2 separate regions of the Mus musculus genome follow, and region 1 is linked to region 2. Evidence: chromatin loops called from intact Hi-C (ENCODE). Cell type or tissue: left cerebral cortex. All regions are shown on one strand. Each heading gives the region's core, and the rest is flanking DNA. Links, peaks and the distances in the headings are about the cores only. Region 1 holds the start of Gm42395 (a long non-coding RNA gene). Region 2 has its middle 75 kb from the start of Gm42395.

Evidence for each region. A loop is a pair of places that touch in the nucleus more often than their neighbours do. Peaks named below come from ENCODE experiments on the same cell type or tissue, not always from the same donor. Only the 100,000 strongest peaks of a DNase experiment are listed, where the experiment ranks them.
Region 1: a loop joins it to region 2, with 2.6 times the contacts of the local background. A loop is called at or near these places in 2 of 42 quality-filtered maps.

Annotation. Positions count from the first base shown.
Region 1 is chr7:62,302,009-62,311,626 of GRCm38, reverse strand. Gm42395 (a long non-coding RNA gene) reads left to right here and starts at 1,708. Exons shown (of 2, transcript XR_882150.1): 1 at 1,708-1,993. In left cerebral cortex, for the core only: no CTCF peak of the experiment used is centred there; a DNase peak (open chromatin) is centred at 4,590.
Region 2 is chr7:62,229,934-62,239,551 of GRCm38, reverse strand. No RefSeq gene overlaps it. Among named protein-coding and RNA genes, the nearest start is that of Gm42395, 75 kb to the left of the region's middle. In left cerebral cortex, for the core only: a CTCF peak has its summit at 5,355; DNase peaks (open chromatin) are centred at 5,337, 8,138 and 8,247.

The DNA of each region.
Region 1 (9,618 bases), core at 868-8,867, 72 kb before region 2:
CCAGTACTTGGGTGGCAGAGGCAGGAAGATTTTTGAGTTCAAGGCCAGCCTGGTCTACAGCGTGAGTTTCAGGACAGCCAGGGCAACACAGAGAAACCCTGTCTTGAAAAACCAAAAGATGAAGAAGAAGAAGAAGAAGAAGAAGAAGAAGGAGGAGGAGGAGGAGGAGGAGGAGGAGGAGGAGGAGGAGGAGGAGGAGAAGGAGAAGGAGAAGGAGAAGGAGAAGGAGAAGGAGAAGGAGAAGGAGAAGGAGAAGGAGAAGAAGAAAGGAATTCTAACCTCTAAAATGATAGATCAGGAGGGGCTAATGGTACATCATTAGGACCTCTGTGAAAAACTTCTTGACTAGTATTAATGACCTCGTTACAGAGGGATTTCTGTCCTGCTTCCTGTTTACAGAATGAGGAACAGCTGAAAGTAGTACTTTTAAAATCAAATATTAGATCCAAGGATGCCCTAGTTTTGGATTCCGAATCTTCAGAAATAGCAGAAGTAAATTTCTGTTGTTTATTCATTATCTGATTTATGGTCTCTTTTTTAGCAGCCCACCAAAGAACTTTACAATCCATTTCACTTACTTGACCCTTATCAGACTTATGACTTACAAATAAGTTAGCCCACTGTAAAAGAAATATGACATTTTTGGTATACTTCCAGTGCTTGTTATGATCATTGATCTTTACTACCAACTCGATTGAACTGAGTATATTTCAGGATATGGCTGTGAGGGAATTTCCAGAGATGACTAAATAGGAAGGCTTGTTTCAAATGGGCAATATTCCAGCCCATATGGTGAGGGTTCAGATGATATAAAGGAGAAAAAGGGAGAAAGCACAGTGCAGCTACTCTATTTCTGCCTCCTGTTTACCATAAGGTAAGCTGTTTGCTACCTCTTTGACATCATGGCCACAACTCCCAGGAGCTCTTAGCATAATATTTCCTCACTTACATTGCTGTATCAGAGATTCATTCACAGTAATGGAAATTGGACTAGTATACATGCCTAAAGTATAGGCAGTGATGTGAAAGGCATGTTAACTCATTGTGTTCATAATACTTGTGTTTTTCAGCTATACATGTTGATGTGGGATATCATGATGTAACTCTGAGCCTTTCACTATTAAAAATATCAAACTTTATACTGTTCATATTTATATTTTAATTCATCTCTGTGTTTGTCTATCTGTAAAAGCAATTCTTTCTTTTTTTTTTAATTTAATGATATTTTTGCAGGACTAAACCACTAATTTCTATTTAAATCCATTAAGGCAGCATATCTAGGTTTAGAACTTTCCTTATTTAAAAATTTAATTTTTTATTTATTTATATTTTACACTCCAGATTTTATTCCCCTCCCATCTACCCTCCAACTGTTCCACACCCCATACCTCCTTCCTCCTCCCCTATCTCAACAAGGATATCCTCCTATTCCCTCCCGCTTACCAGACCTCTAAACTTCCTGGGGCCTCCAGTCTCTTGAAGGTTAAGTGCATCTTCTCTGACTGAACTAAGACCTGGCAGTCCTCTGCTGTGTATGTGTTGGGAGCCTCATATCAGCAGGTATATGCTACATGGTTGGTGGTCCAGTGTCTGAGAGATTTCAGGAGTCCAGGTTAACTGAAACTGCTGGTGTTCCTACAGGGTCACCCTCCTCCTTAGCTTCTACCAGCTTTTCCCTAATTCAACTAAAGGGGTCAGCAGCTTCTGTATATTGGTTGGACACTTGTTGGGTCTTTCAGAAGGTCATCATGATAGGTCCCTTTTGGGGGGCACTCAGTAATACTGTCAGAGCATAATCCAACAGAAAGACAGACCAGCAAGTGAGGCTTGCTATCCCACAGTCAAAACTCTGACCCATAATTGTTTCTGTCTGAAAGAACTTCAGTGATGGAAATGGAGAGGAGACCGAGGAAAAGATCGTCCAGCGACATGCCCAAAGTGGGATCCAGCTCAAGGGGAGTCCCCAAGGCCTGACACGATTACTGAGGCTAAGGTAGCATAAAATTTATAATGAAGAATTTCCAATAAATTCCTCTGTATCATCATTACCACAACCATCATCAATTTTTATTTAATATATGTATATGTCTGGATAGCATATGTCTGTAGATTTTGTGTACATACATGTGAGCATGAGTGCCTATCAGAAGGCCAAAGGAGGATTCTGGGTATCTATCTGTGACTCTCAAACCTGTTTTTTTTTTTTTTTTTTTTTTTTTGAGACGGTGTCCCTTGCAGAACCTGGCACTAGGCTGGAAGTCAGAAACCCTCTGCAATTTTCCTATGTCACTCTGCTCAGCTGGAGTTACAGGCTCACTTTCAGCCATTTCCAGCCTCTTTTACATTGCTGCTAGGATCTCTTTTCATAGAAGCAATGCTTGGGTTTATTTACTTTATAGCAATGTTGTACATGTGCACACTTGGAGGGAATATAATGGCAGTGCATTTAAACATGGTTTTTACCTCACTTCAAATTGAAGTCATTTTCATTTCAGTTTCTTCTCCCCTCTTAGGAATATTTGCTACTCTATCATATAAATGAGGCATAGATTTTTGAAATAATTGTTTTATGAATTTCTATTCAAGGGTTTTTCTGAAATTTGCTTGTATAAATTGCCACACACTGTATATATGTATATAGATGTGGTCAAATATGTATTCTACATATATATGTAGAATTGTTCTGTTAACTAATATAACTGTACATTGTCAGTTTGCCTTCATAGATATTTTGGTGGTCAACTCATCAATATGAATTTCTCATTGCTCACATTCTGTCTACTAAAAACTAATCCTTTATGTATACATGCATTCAAGAACCCATAAAGTTGTTCATTTTGAAATGAACAATGTCTCACTGACCTAATTTGCTTCTTCAAATTACTTTAAAAAGGCATACAACTGTCTTATACATGTCTTTTTTATTGCTAGTATAAAAAGAATAAGTATTTATTGACCACATTTGAGGCAAATATTTCATTTTAAAAATTGTTACCTGTTAATCTTATTGCTATTTCTGCAGAGAAAAAGGCATGTATCAATAGAATCTGACAGGTTTATGATTGGTCTTACAGTTTTATGTGTAGTTGACCCTTTCTACACTATCATTTCAGAAAAGCCATAGATTTAAACAAGTTACACACACCTTGAACAATGTTTCTGACATATGGATCATTATCTAGGAAAAGGACTAGACTTAGTGAATCTTGAGGTACGCAGTGTAAGTGGAGATCAAAATGGTACTACACAATGGTTTCTAATGAAAGCCCATGAAACAGAGCAACTAAATCCACTGGTTTTAATTAATTTCATATAGTGTATGTCTTATTATGCAACTTGGGAACTATGAAAAACAAAACACTGTTATCATTCCATGGTTGTGAGCTGACAATATTGCTGTTTGGAGAATTTTCATTTCTGCAATGTCTACTTTTGTGTGATATAGAGCCTATTTGTGTCCATCCCCCCCCCCTCCTGACTTCTCTATATCACTTAATCATTGAAGCAGGGATCCTTTGTCTTGTACTTATTATATATATACAGTATAATCCACTGACTGTCCTTCTCAGTTCTGCCAATATTTACCTAAGGAGAGACAGCAGAGTTTCAAAGACACGATTTTTAACTCTCTGTGGACAAATGATCTGAAATGACCTGTGGGTGTTCCTTTGGACTTAACACAATTTCCTCTAACTTTTCAATTCCAGCTGTCCATGCCTAACAGACTCTCAAAGGGAGATGCTGGCTTCTTTTTTCTTCTTGAATTGAAAGGCCCACAAGCCTGAATGAAGGCTTATTAACTATTTGAATGCTGCAGTGGGACAAATGCTGAAATTTCTGCTCCTCCAGAAATATAAAGAAAAAACCCTATGTGAATTATATTAAGTATTTTTGAAATATATTTACCAGAAAGACAAAGGAAGGAAATAAAATTTAAAAAAATGAAGGAAGACAGTCCAAAAGTGAATGCTGAGAAATGTACAGAGGCTTTCAGTTTGGCCGAGGTCTGTGTATCTTATCACTCTGATCCAGGAATTGGACATTTTCTTTACAAAATATACTCTCTTTCTCTATCAGAAATTCTGTATTTCCTGCTTTTTTATCTTTTAGATAATGTGGAATGAGATACTTAACCTCAGTCACCTCTTTAAATTGAGAATACTGATTAAAACAAGCACATGTGCTGCATAGAATCATGACAAGATGATATGCCTGGCACTGATTAAGCAATTAACTAACAGTGCCCACCATTATCTTTTCAAATTATTTACAAGCAACGTGTAATATTATTATTCCAAATGATGATAATAGAAAACCCAACGGATGTTTCCTTTCAGTGTTTTTGTTATTACTTTTCCATGAAAAAAAACCTACATTTTTCTGATAATGATTTTTTCTTTAAAATATATAATAACCTCAATTTTCTTTTCCCTTTATCCTCACAGCCTCTGCCTTGGTTAGGAATTTCATCACCTCTCATTTACGCAATTTCAGGAGCCTGGTAACCCGTCTCCCTGGCAACAGTTTCCACTCTACTCATCGCCTAAGGACTGATTTCCTCCCCTCTCCTCCCCTCCCATCCCCTCCTATTCTTCTATCTTCTCGATCAAATGAATTTCAGTGCCATACATATAATGTGGTATAATATTGTTTGTGTGCCTGGCCAGATTTTTTTGCATATGAATACACATTTCTGAGTAGTTGAAATGATAGCTACATATAATTTATATTCTGATTTTCACCTAACAGTAATTTTACAAGCACTTTCCAGGCTGCTAAGAAGGCTTGGCAATTATTTTTTTTCAGCAACATGAGGGTCTATCAGGGAAAAAAGACCATCATTCAATTAATTATTGCATACTGTGTTTGAAATGAAGGTTGCCTCCAATTTCCCAAGGTTGTTTAAATTACGTTATTTTAGAGGTCAGCGTGTATAATGATATTTTCCTCAATTTTGAATAATTTCATCATTTAAAAAAAAGTATGCAGGAGTAATGTCCATGTGGCAAGGGTTGGTAATGTTTTGCAGCAGTTGATCATAATGCCAGTTTATTTCCAAATGTAGTGGCTCAATCTTGATGGGCCCTTGTGTATATTGCATCAGTTTCCAAAGACATAAGAACTGTGTTTTTTCACTTAGCCTAGCTTTCCATTTAAGGAATGAAAAAATTTCTTAATTTTACAGTGATAAATTATAACCTTTGCTTTAGTTTAATGATTAGCCAAGCTCAGATTACAAAAGCTTTTCACTGTGTGTAAATGTGTGTGTGGGAAGGACATTCTACTGTAGCTATTCACATCCCCAGGTCACACATATCGATTTGCTTGTGTTTGTTTTGTTTTTTGTTTGTTTGTTTTACAATGAGCAGGAGCTCTGCCTTAGCAGTGTAAAAGCACCTGCGGTATTTCTCCAAATGCTTTCTTTTGTTTTGATGTTTTGTTATTTTCTTTTGTTCCTTTATTGGTTTTAATATTATGTGATATCCTCAGATTTGTTTGTTATTTTTTTACTATAAAAGCTTCCCTAACATCTTTGATTCCATCAATTAGGAAATAAAAAAAGTAAAAACAATAACATATATTCACAAGTTCCAAGATTCTTTGCAGTGAAGCCACTCCCTCCAATCTGCACAGAGTGAGGGGCCCACCAAGGAACGAAGTCTTTGTGTCTTCAAGACAAGTGGAGTAATACCCCTGGACTAATCTAATCACTCTGAGGTTCCCTGAAGAAGTGGAGGTATAGAGCCACGCACACCCTACAGCAGCAATGTGTACCACCTCTAGGTTCTATTTTCTCTTTCTTGTACCTCCTCTTTGTTGTATTATGTGTATGTCATTGAAATTAATTTGATCAAGACATAGAGCAATTGGAGGGGATGGGAAAGGATCGAAGAAAATCAGTCCTCAGGCGATGGTTAGATTGGAAATTGTTGAAAAGGAGACAGGCTATTGGGATCCTTTAAGTTTCACATAAGTTTACTGAGACATGCCTTTTGTAATTGGAGGTCTTCTAAGCGAATTAGACCATCCTCAATAGAGTGGATGCCTAGAGGACACACGGTGCATTTTATTTATCTGTTTATCTCTATCATTTATGTTTCAGAGAAAGACATTTAAAATCCATATTGAATGAAAGGACAGAACATTATCCTCTGGGGTACAGTGATTTTTAGAAAGTAAATGAATGTGGGCATGTTGTTTCCAAATAAGTGTGGGGATTTATGCCCTTGAATGTACTCTATGGCCCTTAGAACGGGATTCTGTTGAGAGAAAATTGCAGTGTTGGATGAACAAGGCCCTAGAAATGCATTAGGTATAAGAGAATAAATTAGAGGAAATAGGCTTCAGGGAAATAGGTTCTACAAAGCACTGTTCCTTCCTGTATTAGCCAGAAGTGGACTGCTACGAGGGGCCTAAACAGATTGTCAATATGGATGCTTTTTTTGACCAACAATGAAAGAATTATTATCATTGTTTTTTATGTGGTCTTGTTTATAACATTCTTTTATCTTTATATTGTATTTTGAGATGTTATTAAATCCTTTGAATTTATTTTTTATTTTGATTTTTCATTGTTAGCATATTAGAATACAAAATTTTGGTATACTTATGAGATAATCATATATTTACAGAATAATATGAGAAGTGGTGCAGAAAGCTGGTTATGGGTATCTACACCTATTATCCTCACACTCAGCAATTAGATGAAGGGTTGCAGCAAATGTGAATGCAGCTTGGTCTACCAAAAAGCTCTTGTGCATTCTGCTATACATAACAAGGTTGTGCCTCCAAACAATAAACTTAAGACAGGACACAGAGTATTCTTTTGCACTCTTTCAACTCATTTCATCTTCTAAACCCAGAGTACAGGCACAAGAGTGAGTGTGAGCATTAACACACTCAAGATCCAGGCCTCCTTTTTCTCTTCCTTGCCTTTCTTCCTTCTGCTGTACATATAGTACATCATAATTTTAACCTGCTTATTTTTACTCTCACATAATTTTGATCATCTCACATGTATTTACTTACTGTTTGTAGTTCTTTTCAGTGGCATGATAATTTACTTCTCTTATCTCTTTGACATATGTCTTGTTATTTCTTTATATTTTAAAATTTTACTTCTACATTAAATACATGGTTTAGAAATATTTTTACCCAGTTTGTAGTTGGTGCTTACACTTTCATAATTTCTGAGCAAAAAAAAATGTACAATAACAATATTTTTGTTGACTTCTAGCTTATCAAATTCTTTTTTTGCATAATTTACTTCTTGGTTTGAGAACTATTTTTCTATTTGAATATCCTGAAAATAGCCTATTCCTACAAAATTTTGTTTATTCATTTTCCATTTACATATGTGGTGCATTTGGAGCAACATCTGGACAGAGTGAGAGTTAAGTTAATGATCCATACTGATCTGTTGATATTCATCACTCTCATGCTACTTGTTGAAATGACAAATCTCTCCATTTATTTGTTTTGCCCCTGTGATGAGTATATTTTTTAATATTTCTTTTGTATTGTTAATCAATGTCTACATCTACGTGACTCTTAGATACTAATTTTAATTGAGATATAAGTACTCAAATTCTATGAAATATCAATTAAATTATAAGTTCAGTGAGGTTTAGTATATTCACAAAGTTTGCAATCATTCCAAATGTCTTATGCACAGACTTTTCATTATCCCAGAGACACATGTCATTCTAAGTTTTCACACCAATGTTGTATATTTCTCAGGATCATAATCAAAGTATAAAATATGCAACCTTTAGTGTTTAATGTGTTGCACACCCTTGTATCCATCCAGTGTAACTTTGGAAAGGATTTTTTGTTCCTCTCATTCACCTAGGTGCTTTTTCTCTTTAGATTATGGTGAATAGTGCCGCTATTCAGACGTCTTTTCCCCTTTGTTGTTGCTATTTAATTATGTTGCACAGTCATCATATACACACGCAGGTTTGGTGTATTTTGGTTTTATAGTATTTTGTTAAGGATTTCTGAATCTACACTTCCAATGTGTATCTGTTGTTTATGGTTTTCATTTTGTTTTATATTTGCTCAGTTCTTCCTAGGCAAAACTGATTATTTTAAAGACAGTTTCATTTTCCATTCATTGAAAAAAATTGTGAAAGATTTCTGGTAATTTTAAACATTTGTATTTTTCTCCTTGAAGATGTCTTTGGTTATTAGCTTTTAATATTTTTTAAATTAGTTATCAAAATTATTGCTTGCTGTTAATTTGTTCTAGTTTTCTAATTTTTAACAAGTTTCAGAGCTTATGTCTTACTACAAAGATTTTCTGTTTAACTAGGTTTTGTAACTTGTTCATGTCATGTCTGTATATGCTTTATATATATTTATTCTTTAAGACTCAGTGCTTATTTTCATTCTTATATTGTTTTAGTACAACTAATGGTTCACCGTTATGAAATATCACACTCTGGTTAGGTGGCTAAATAGAGAATTTATATTTTTTATTTCTTTTCTAATTTTTAATTTTTTGCACATTTTGTCATTAGTTAGCTATTGTTACTTTTGCTTTCTGAAATGCAAGATAGAGTCATTTATTTGGTATCCTAATTTTCTAAGTAAATAAACATATGTAGGATCGATGTAAATGTAGTATACCTAGGAAAAACTTGTTTTTAGCATTACTTAAATTTTGGCATTGTGTGCTTTCATTTTCATTCATCACAGAGCATTTTCTAATTCTCATTTTGCTTTCTTATTTTACATCAATTAAGACTGTGTCATTTAATTCATTCTGTATTTGTGATTCCCCTTTGCCTGCTTTTTTTGTTTCCTTGATTTCTAATTTTATGGCATTTTGTTTGTAGGATAATACTGTGTATGATTAAAATCCTTTTGAATTGATTGAAACTCATTTTGCCCTGACATATGGTGCCCCTGGACAGTGTTTTTGTGTTCATCGTGGGCAGAATGTGTGCTCTGCTGCTTCTGAGTAGAGCGCTTCGCATTTGTCTATTATGTGTAATTGGTGTGTTGTGCTGTAGGAGTGCTCTATTTCCATGCTAATTCTCTGTGCAGTTGTTCTATCCATTATTGAAAGTAGGTTATTGAAAAATTCAACAATTATGTTTGAATTGCTTATTCTCCCTTGAATTCTGTATTGCTTCACCTATTTGGACATCTATTGTTAGATGAATTTGCAACTATTTTGTGTTTGTGATAAATGGGAAATTTGCTATTGTATACTATCCATCTTTTTCTTCAATAGTAATTTTTATCTTAAAGGTTAATATTTTCAATATTGGCATAGGTTATGTTTTTCTGATTCCTTTATGTAAACTGTTTTCTCCAACTGACATATTTATATCTCATGTATAGAGCATATAATTGTTATTCTAATATTTCCTCCTTACTTTTCTTTGGGATTTACTTCCATTTAGTTAAGTAACTTATGATATAGCATTCGCACCTGCTAAGTAACTAGTTTCCTTGTATCTTATACTATCAATTCCTTCTGTAAGTATAAAATTTCTTGTGAAATAAATATTTGCTGCTGTACAATTTTATTTTTCTTGCTTTTTCTTTGATGGTATTTTTTTTTAATTTTCTTAGTGGAGCCTTTAAACATTATAATTAGCAGCTTAA
Region 2 (9,618 bases), core at 1,097-9,096:
TCAGCCACTTGAGTAGCTGAAGTTGCTTATGCACAATCACGTCCATTCCCCACACATTGTTAATATCAAACAGAATGAGCTTAACTTCAAAACGCTTTAAATGCATTTTAAATGATAGAGGAAACAGAAACTTGACTGAAAATCTAAATACAAAGGCACAGTTTTGAAATTATTGAAGAGACACAAAAAGCATATAGTCTGGGATGGGGATGAGTCTACTCTATACTTTGAGGTTTTTTTTTTTTTTTTTTTTTTTTTTTTTTTTTTTTTTTTTTTTTCATCGTTTCAGGATATTGTCATCAGTTAAGTTCTAACTCTGTTCCATGAAGGGTATCTGAAAATACAATAGGAAAACCTGCATCTTTATGGGATAATAATACCCAAAGATGATATTTGTGACAGTTAAATCATGTATATATGTCAGAACTTCAGAAATAAGAGTTGTACAAGAGATACTAGATTCTGTAGATTTATCCTGTCCAACACTAAATGGTCTTGAAACAATGAATAGTGGGTAGATTGGGCTTCTTATTGGTAACCTGAACAGAGCCTGACTTTCCACCATCTGGAGAAGAAGCTGTGAGCAGTTTGTTCAGCCAACTTAACTGTTTATTTATGTATCTTATAATGATGTTTTTTTTAAGTGAAAACCATGATGTTCATGGGATACATTTCTCGGAATGTAGCCCTGTGGTTAATTGACAGAAACAGTATACATGTATCCATCAGAAGAACATGGAACAATCAAGAATGTTTATATTATGAAGTCCACAGTGTCTAGGCATATGAGGAAACAGGAAAAGTGTGAAAGCATGCCCTGAAGCAAAGACAAGGAACAGAAACACAGAAAACTTCAACTGAGGATCTGGTATTTGATACAACTAGGAGAACGATTTGACCATTAATAACTAAAAGCTTAAAGTCTGCCTTCAGGCAGTTATCAGAATAAAACAGACTCAATTTGAACGGTTTTGAGAATGTAGATGTCAATTTTGCTGTCATCAGCTCCAAGTTTATTTCAGAGACTTTGTTATCTAGAAGCTGAATATTTCTGGAATCTCTAAAAGGCTTAATAGGCTTAATATATGGACCACATGAAATTAGTGGGCAGAGATTAGAACGTTTTTAGACTGTGCCAATCTGAACAAAAATTCTGTCCAGACCTAATAACAGAAGGAAAGGTTTAAAGTCAACATTGGAGACTTGGATTAGACTCATGGTAACAACAATGCAGCAGTGTGGGTCTTAATTGCATGGACTCACCTCTTGATTTGGGGCTAAGACACTAAAAGGCAATTGGTGTGTATTTGTCCATGAGCACAACACCTCTGTCTCTCTGTCTCTCTCTCTCTCCCTCGCTCTCTCTTACTGTCTCTCTCTCTTGCTCTATCTCTCTTCTCTCTCCCAGTGTGTGTGTGTGTGTACTAAAAATGATTAATTTGTTTCTCATTATTGTTATTCCTTTGTTTTTTTAATTTGTTCCTCATCGTTCTGTGAAAAAAAGACTAGTTTAAGCTCCATCAAAATCATGCACACAAATTTGCAGCCTTTTCAAGCACTCATAATTACTTGTTGCTGTCATTTTGTCTAGCCTACTCAAATCACCCCACAATCCTGCTGTAGAATTGTTTTAATGTAGAGAAAATTCCCAATGTAACCAGAGAAAATACTAACCAAGTAAATACAAAAGGGTTATGGGACCAGAGAGGAAAGGAATTACCTCATACCCTTTTAATCATAGAAACTAGTCAGCTGCCTTTTTGTAAGAGGATTTTAAGGCAGATGACAGGATTCTGGAACACTGAATGAGCATAGCAATTTAACAGAAAATCTGATATTTGCACCTGGTAATTCTTCTGTGGTCCCAGTTGGCCAGGATTAGGATTTGGGGTTAGGGGATGGGGGCAACTGTGGGCGGTTGTCAAACTAAAGCCAATATAACCTAGGATGCTCTATTGCATCTGTCTAAAGAAACCTGGTATTCTGAGCCAGTTTTCTGCACATTCTCAGCTCTTTCAGGAGTGATCACAGCAAGCTTCCTTAAAGAAAATTTGTCAAGGAGAATAGAGGAAGTAGTACACTAGTCCCTTGGACTTCCACCCCTCCAACAGCACCACACCATGCTGAGAGTGGGTTACTCTGGTGGAGCCTGCCCAGCTGCCTAAGAATAGTGTAGACAAATCTTCTGTATCCTTGATCAATCTGGTAGGGTGGGCACAAAATGTCTTCTGTTTTGAGTAGCCAGCTTCCTGCTCACCCCTGTGTTCACAGAGAGTAGCAAATTAATTTCTTGATTTTCACATATAAGACATAAGTATGATCCTGCTAATGAGCCTCAGTATGCCTATGGGAACCTGCCCTGAGATAATCTAGTGAAGTTTTCAATTAGACCCAGAGGACTCTTGATGTAGGCATAGAGGTATACTTCAGTAGATGAAAGTTGGCAATGATGGCAATGAGAAGCTGAAAAGAAGCTAAAGATTGACATGATATGTTTATAAGGAATCCTGACATCATTTAACATAAAATAAGATAAAAAAAAACAGAAAAGCAAGAAAACAAAACTTCTAGCAAGAAGATGATAATGGGTGAAATACTAAAGAGAGATCTATCTTCTGCCCTTATTTATACATGGGTTTCTTCTGAAGATAAAGTGAATTTTCCTGGAAGAATACACACACACACACACACACACACACACACACACACACACACAGGTGCGCGCGAGTACCCGCGCAAATAAACATATAGAGAAGCATGCACAAACACTTCAAAAACATTCACACAGACACAAAGATTTACTTACATACACATACTCCCATAGAAATATACTTATACACAGAAATATTCAAAGAACAAACGTTCACAAACACTCATAGAGACACAGAGAGACACAGTCAAGAAAACACAGACACACACAGACACATTCTGAGACTCACACATGCACACATGGATATACAGACAGAATCTTATAAACAGGCACACGCACACACACACACACACACACACACACACACCAAAGACACAGGTATATACACACAGATGCACACACACAGACACAGAAAACACACACACACAGAAAATACACACACACATACACACACAAACACACACATGAACATATATACCCACAGATCCAAACACAAATGCATACACATAATTTTGCATACAGAGACACAGAGAAAGACTGATACACAGAGAAAGACACACATATACATAGGAACCCTCACACTAGTATTCATGAAGACACACATATGCAGACAAATGCAGACATACTCACATAGATGCACACATAACTACACACACATTCATAGATACAAACTGACATACTCATACACATATACACAATCACACACACATAAACATACAACCCCACGGAAACAGACATATAAATCTCTTTCTGTCTCTCTCTTTTCTCCTCTCCCTCTCTTTATGCCCTCCCTCTCTGAAAAACCACAAAGAAACATTCTTGACTTCAATTTCTTACTCTTCCCTGATCCTAAGGGAACATATGCTAACCTGGACTTATTTGGGGACTCTAAAAACATACCACCATTCTAGAATCTATTCCTTCTTTGGCCAGAAGCCCAGAGTGGGTTTCATGGATGGATAGGTCCAGCTGGAAACCTATGCTAGGCATTGTGTGTGTGTGTGTGTGTGTGTGTGTGTGTGTGTGTGTGTGTGTGTGTGTTTATACAGGACAGCGGCTTGTGATGATCATGTTAACTATACATGATCCTTAAAGTCATATTTATTTATTAGCCATTGAGGTGATATTTGGTAATATTCAACAGAAAAGCTATTTTGTACTAAGCAGAATATTAAGGACCTTTATCTTCATTGTTATGTATGAGTGCACATAGAGATGAGCATACGCTCTGAAAATTCTGTAACAGTTTATTTGTTTCAAAATATGCAACACACAAATGTTCTTAAATATTTGTGATTGCTTCCAACTCCCTGCAGATAAAGGTAACAAAGCACCCCCCCCCCATTCAGGCTGCTTTAATCTCCCTGTGGGGCTTTCTAATGTAATTTTAAGACATAAAATGTATTCATGATCACACCAATAATTACATGCTTGGAAAATAAAATGATTTTCTTATTCCCCATTAACATTAATTGTTTCCAGAACTTTAGCCTCTGGCAAGAGCCTATCAGTGCCGTAGGGCAGCAATGCCCATGGGACTAAGCTGTTGTAGACTAGGAGCATGGAAATACAAATCATAAATACACACATTTAGATCTTGTGTTGCCATGATTTGATTTTTCATATAATTTGCCTAGTTCCCCATCACCTCAGCAGCCTTTTCTTCCAGTGATTTATAGACATTCCTTCTATAATACAGTTACAAAATTTGCAAAGGTTTCCAATAAGCCTATATGTTATCTTTTTCACTTCTTTTAAGCTACCTTTTCTAGTTCCAGATCACTAGCCTTATTTATTTTTTAATGATATGAGATAGCATTTTAGCTACAGTTTCTCCCAATGGAAGTTAACCAAATGTTGTGAAATGATTTTTAATATCTCAACCATATGCAATTGGGAATTATTTGAATTTGTTTGGATAAATCTCCATGTATACATAGATTAAATACAGATCTTGTTCCTCCCTATCCCTCCTTTTAAATTTTTTTCTTCAACCCCATGAACGCTGGGATTACAGGTTTTTGCCTCTAACTCCACAATGGCTTTTTAAAAAGTGATCATTTATATTTATGGGATGAAAATTCTCTAAATAAGGTGTTTTTTTTTTTTTAATGTTTCCCCAGTTGGCTCCACCAATTCACTTGTGGCAGATCTTCTGACCCCTGTGTAAAAGAGTAAAATTGGAGATAATTAAAATTTGACGGGATACTTTTCTAATTGATTCCTCTTGTCGTCGGAAATGTTTTCAGTGCTATGACGCCTGCTCTCTCCCATGCCAAATGTCAGCCACTTGCCCAAATCCGATGCAGCAACCTTTTCCAAGACCTTTTATATATTATTTCTGTAGATTGCAAAATAGTAGGTCCCAGAGAAAGGTCTAGTTTTTGGCTCTACTGTCCATTTAGACCATTTCTTAAGAATGTGCGAGATCTGGAGTATGAATGATTGCAGATAACGGATTGTGCTTTCAGGGTCCCGAGACACTCGCTCTAATACAGCTGTGTTTTCAGCCTCCCAAGAGTTCCTGCTTTCCCCTCCACCCAAATTCTCAAACATCTGCTTGTAACCAAAGGAACAAATCCTCACTTCCTTGAGGAGGAATGAACCCCTGGCAAATCCAAGTTGGCTGTTTCAAAGAGATTTTTCTTCCCATTTCCTTTATGGTGGTTGGGAGCCTTCTCTAATCATGTTACAGTGCCATCTAGCAACCAGAACAGGAAGTCTCTAGATGGAGTAAAGTGCCTGCAATATAGGCAGCTGCTGATAAAAACAGCCCCCGCACATCGGAAACAGACGAGGGGACGATATGTGAAGCAGAGTATTTAAAAAAAATCATACCAACTACAAATATTTAAATAATATACCACTGTGTGAAATATCCAATACTTTGTGACCCCTAGCTTAACCAGATGAAATCTTTATTTCAAATTGACTCTCAAAAGGAACTGATGATGACTCTAAATACACAATCCTATGTGTCTATGGAAATTCACAGATTGATTTTACATTGTGATTTAAAATTGTTCTCAATTTGTAAAATCTCACAGACCACTTTATTAATCACAGTATGTGTTATAAAGTCTGTGATACCTAAGATCATAGGCACTATGTATTGTAGTCATTCATATATTCATAGAGAACTAGAACATTTCTAATGTTTCTGCTATTGCAAATGATGCTGACAATCACAAAATTTTTAGTTCTTTTTGGAAAAAAATAGACTGGTGCAGAAGCAAAATAGGATATTTTACATTTTGCAATGTATTGTAAAAGTCTTTACTTTTAGAGGTTTCTATGAGATCACAAAAAACAATGGCTTTATTATAGACTTGCTCTGATTTCAAAAAAGGAAACTCGGAGGCCTCTCAGTCTCGTTCCTTTATCTGGACAACTAATCCCTCGAAACCCTCTCTGTTGCTGGCAAGGGGTGAACATTTGAGGACTTGCCTGTGTGATTCAGACACATGGAGACCAAGATATTAATGATGAGGCCGCCGATTGTGAAATTAAGCACTTCCAGGGAAAGTAAGTTTCATGGCCATGTGTATCCACGTTGCGTTCCAAGGAAGTGAGGGCCCGGGAGCTTTGTGATGGAGAGCAAAGAAAGCAAAAGCAAATGGAGCGATTCATTGTGATCACCTTGCTGTCTGCCAATAAAGCACTTCAGAAGTCTGTTTCAGAGACTAATTGTTTTGCTTTTCGCCTTTTCTTTTTGTTTTGTTTTGTTTTGTTATTTGCCTTTCATTCTTCCTAACACTATTCATAGTTCCTAACCTGTCATTTCATTTTAAGATCCTGCTATTTATTTATTTACTTATCTATTTACCTAACAAAAATCTCTTAAAACTCTGATGATTATATGATCCTGTTTTACAAGCTTGGGGCATGTTGGTGTGTAAAATAAAGGTACCTGCTTCCTTGTAGATTTTAATCAGGCTCTCACCAGATTTGCATGTTATGTTTATTAATACAGTGAATAAAAAGCGATACATAAAGCAGACCAAAAAAATCAAAGCACACAGAGGCAAGGTTGAGTGCGCCAGATGTCAGAGGCTTCAAGGATAATCAAGGGAATCTGGATAAGACATGTTTGACTTGAATTTTGATAAAAAATTTACAAGAGCTGAGTCAATCAATATAAGTGGAAGATGGATCTTCCTAGGCAGCAGACAAAACACTCCCGAGTATTCGGTAACTGAGAACAGGGTCTCTGTGGCTGCGAAGCAGCTCGAGTCAGAGGGTGATGCACACAGTGTAAAGTATGATTTTTCGGGCTTCCACTCGGGGTAGCGTTTTGAAAGGGGATTGACTTCAGTGTGACTCATTCTGCTGTGAGGATTGTATGGGTGTGGGGAGACACTGGGGTATAGGCAGGAAATCGTGTTAAGGGGTTATTTCAGATGCTCGAAGTGGGTGTGATGGATTCAGGTCAGGTTTCACCTATGGGCCGGGTTCTTACTTGGTGCCTTTTTTACTTTGACGGAGCTGTGGGGTTATGTGAGTTCCCGACAGAGGTGTGAAAGAAAAATCTATAGTAGCTCTATGTAATGTTCCAGTAACAGTGTTGAGCCTCAGTAAGTATTAAAATAAGGTGAGAAACAAGTGCTTTGCTGTACTCCCAGATCCGTGCTGTTCAGAGAAGCCTTGTTTAGCAGGACTCTGGGGCAGGATACTGAAGGTGTGGCTTGGATCACAGCCAGATTGAAACCAGAATGTTTAAACTTGAGTCTACTGGGAAAATGTGGTTATTAGCCCGAGCAGAGGGGAAAATTATCAAGGGAAAAACTGTGCAGGCATTTGTATGTAAGGCTAGAGTTCAGTAAGCAGGGCGGCTGTTCTCCTTGCCTGTCCTCTACCTTCAGACTTGGTTACAAATGAAGTCTTTTCTTCTCCACCAGGCTCTCTATGACTTTCCTGATTTCCCATACCAGTGAGTTATTACAATTCTGTGGAAGCTCAAAGCCTAAATCGTGTACGTTTGTCCAAAGTTTAAATACTGATAATACTGATAACTCATGATTTAAGAAAGCGAAAAGTCAGAGGTCAATTGCAAATGCCATTTCAAGGCCGTGAGGCTGAATGCGCCTTGAAGTCACTGAAGGATCTGAAAACTTGATTTCAGAAAATTGAGCTAATCTGACCTTGGCTAATTGACCCAGAGTTAGCTTACTTCCTTGCTTTAAACTGTCATCCTGGGGTCAGGGGCAGGTACCTGGGTTCTTTCCCAGTAACTGAGAACATTTCAATTACATTTCTGTAGGGAATCAGCCTCTCACAGCCACCATTTTACAAGCTCTCACCACCCGTTATGGGCCTTATCTAATGTCAATCACCTGAAAAAAAAACAAGAAGGGAGGCGATGGGCTCAGAGCAGCTTACAGACTTGGAGGAAGGGAGGGGGTGCTAGCACATGCGCACTCCTTCCACCGCAGTGCAGGGGTCTGCTCAAGAGGGAGGGGGATTTCTTGGCACATGCGCAATGGAAACACACTGCAGCAGCTCCCTTCTCTCGAGGAGGGGGCTTCCTGGCGCCTGCGCACTCTTACTACAGCATTGCAGAGTCTACTGTGCGACTGCGCCAGTTTGTCAGCTTCTAGAAAGATCTAGGGCTAGACAGGGGCGGGGGGCAGAGAGGGAGTTGGGCTGTGGCTCTTTGCTCCAGCCCCTCCCTTTGCAGCTCTCAAGCCACAAGTGTTCCTTTGCTCAGGTTACTGCGCCAACAGGCGGCTGCTGCGTGGAACAGAAGAGGCCCTTCTGTCCCCTGACAGCTTCTGACTGCAGTGTTTGTTAGGGCTTGGAAATGTTGGAAATGTGCTGTGTGGGTCACCAAAGTAGAATTCGAGTCAAATAACACATCCTAATTTTGGAAAGAGCAGCTGCATAGGAAATTTGGGTGCGTTGACAAGCTGAAGGTGAGCTGCCTGGGAGAAAGGATTACCTCAGCATTTGAGCCTGATGCCCTTCAGCCTGCCCCCAACCCAGGACTCTATCCCCTGGGGCCTCAGCTCCTTGCTAGCCATCTGCATTAGAGCAACACTGTTAGAAATGCAGATTCTCAGCTCACTCCAGTCAGAAAAAGAAATCTGAGAGGGCCCACCCTGGTTTTAACAGCCTTGGGGTGTTTTTGATCTATATCTCCAGATAGACACTAAGGAGAGAATGTTGAGTAAACAAAGGCCTGACTGCATCCCAGGAACACTGCTTCCCAAAATCTGACCCTCAGGTCCTACTCTCCTGCGGCTGACCAGAACAGGAGATGGGTCATTTGAGCAAAGCAATGTGATGGCCTTGAGCCTAGCACAGGACTTGGTCTTTCCAAAGACTGTTTGCTAACAGATACAACATAAAACAGCCTATGTGCTTCCTTCTCTCCATATGACATGCAAATAAATAAATAAATAATAAAAAAGGAGCCTTTTAAAAACAGGGAGTCATTCTTGGAAAGTCTGTCACTGTCCACTCCTTGACTTAAGATACTCACAGCCTAAAGCCAACTTCAAATTCAAATTCACCCGACCGGACAGGAAAGTTAGCTGACTTTTTCCATACTCTGAGAGTCACAAAGGAAAAAAAAAAAAAAAAAAAAAAAAAAAAAAAAAAAAAAGCAAAGTTCAGATTCTGACTTTTTAATGTGTGTAATAAATTGGTGAAAATTCAGTCAGACTTCAAATTAGCTGTATTTTGTATGCATGTGCTAATTTTAGTCTGGACTGGGGTGAAAAAAATAATGAACGTGGAAGTTATTCACATGTTGATGACTTTAAAGCTGTAGTATGTAAGTTTTCCTCGTTCTAAACCACAGTAGAAGCAATGAGGTTTTATTACAAATTTCTGGGATTTTGTTTGTTTGTTTTAGCTTGTACCTGAAAAGTAGTTCTTCCATACATTTTGTTTCCTCTCATTCTCATAAACCTTGTTTATGTATTGAACAGTTTGTTTCTAAGCTCATCTCTACATTTTGTTGTATT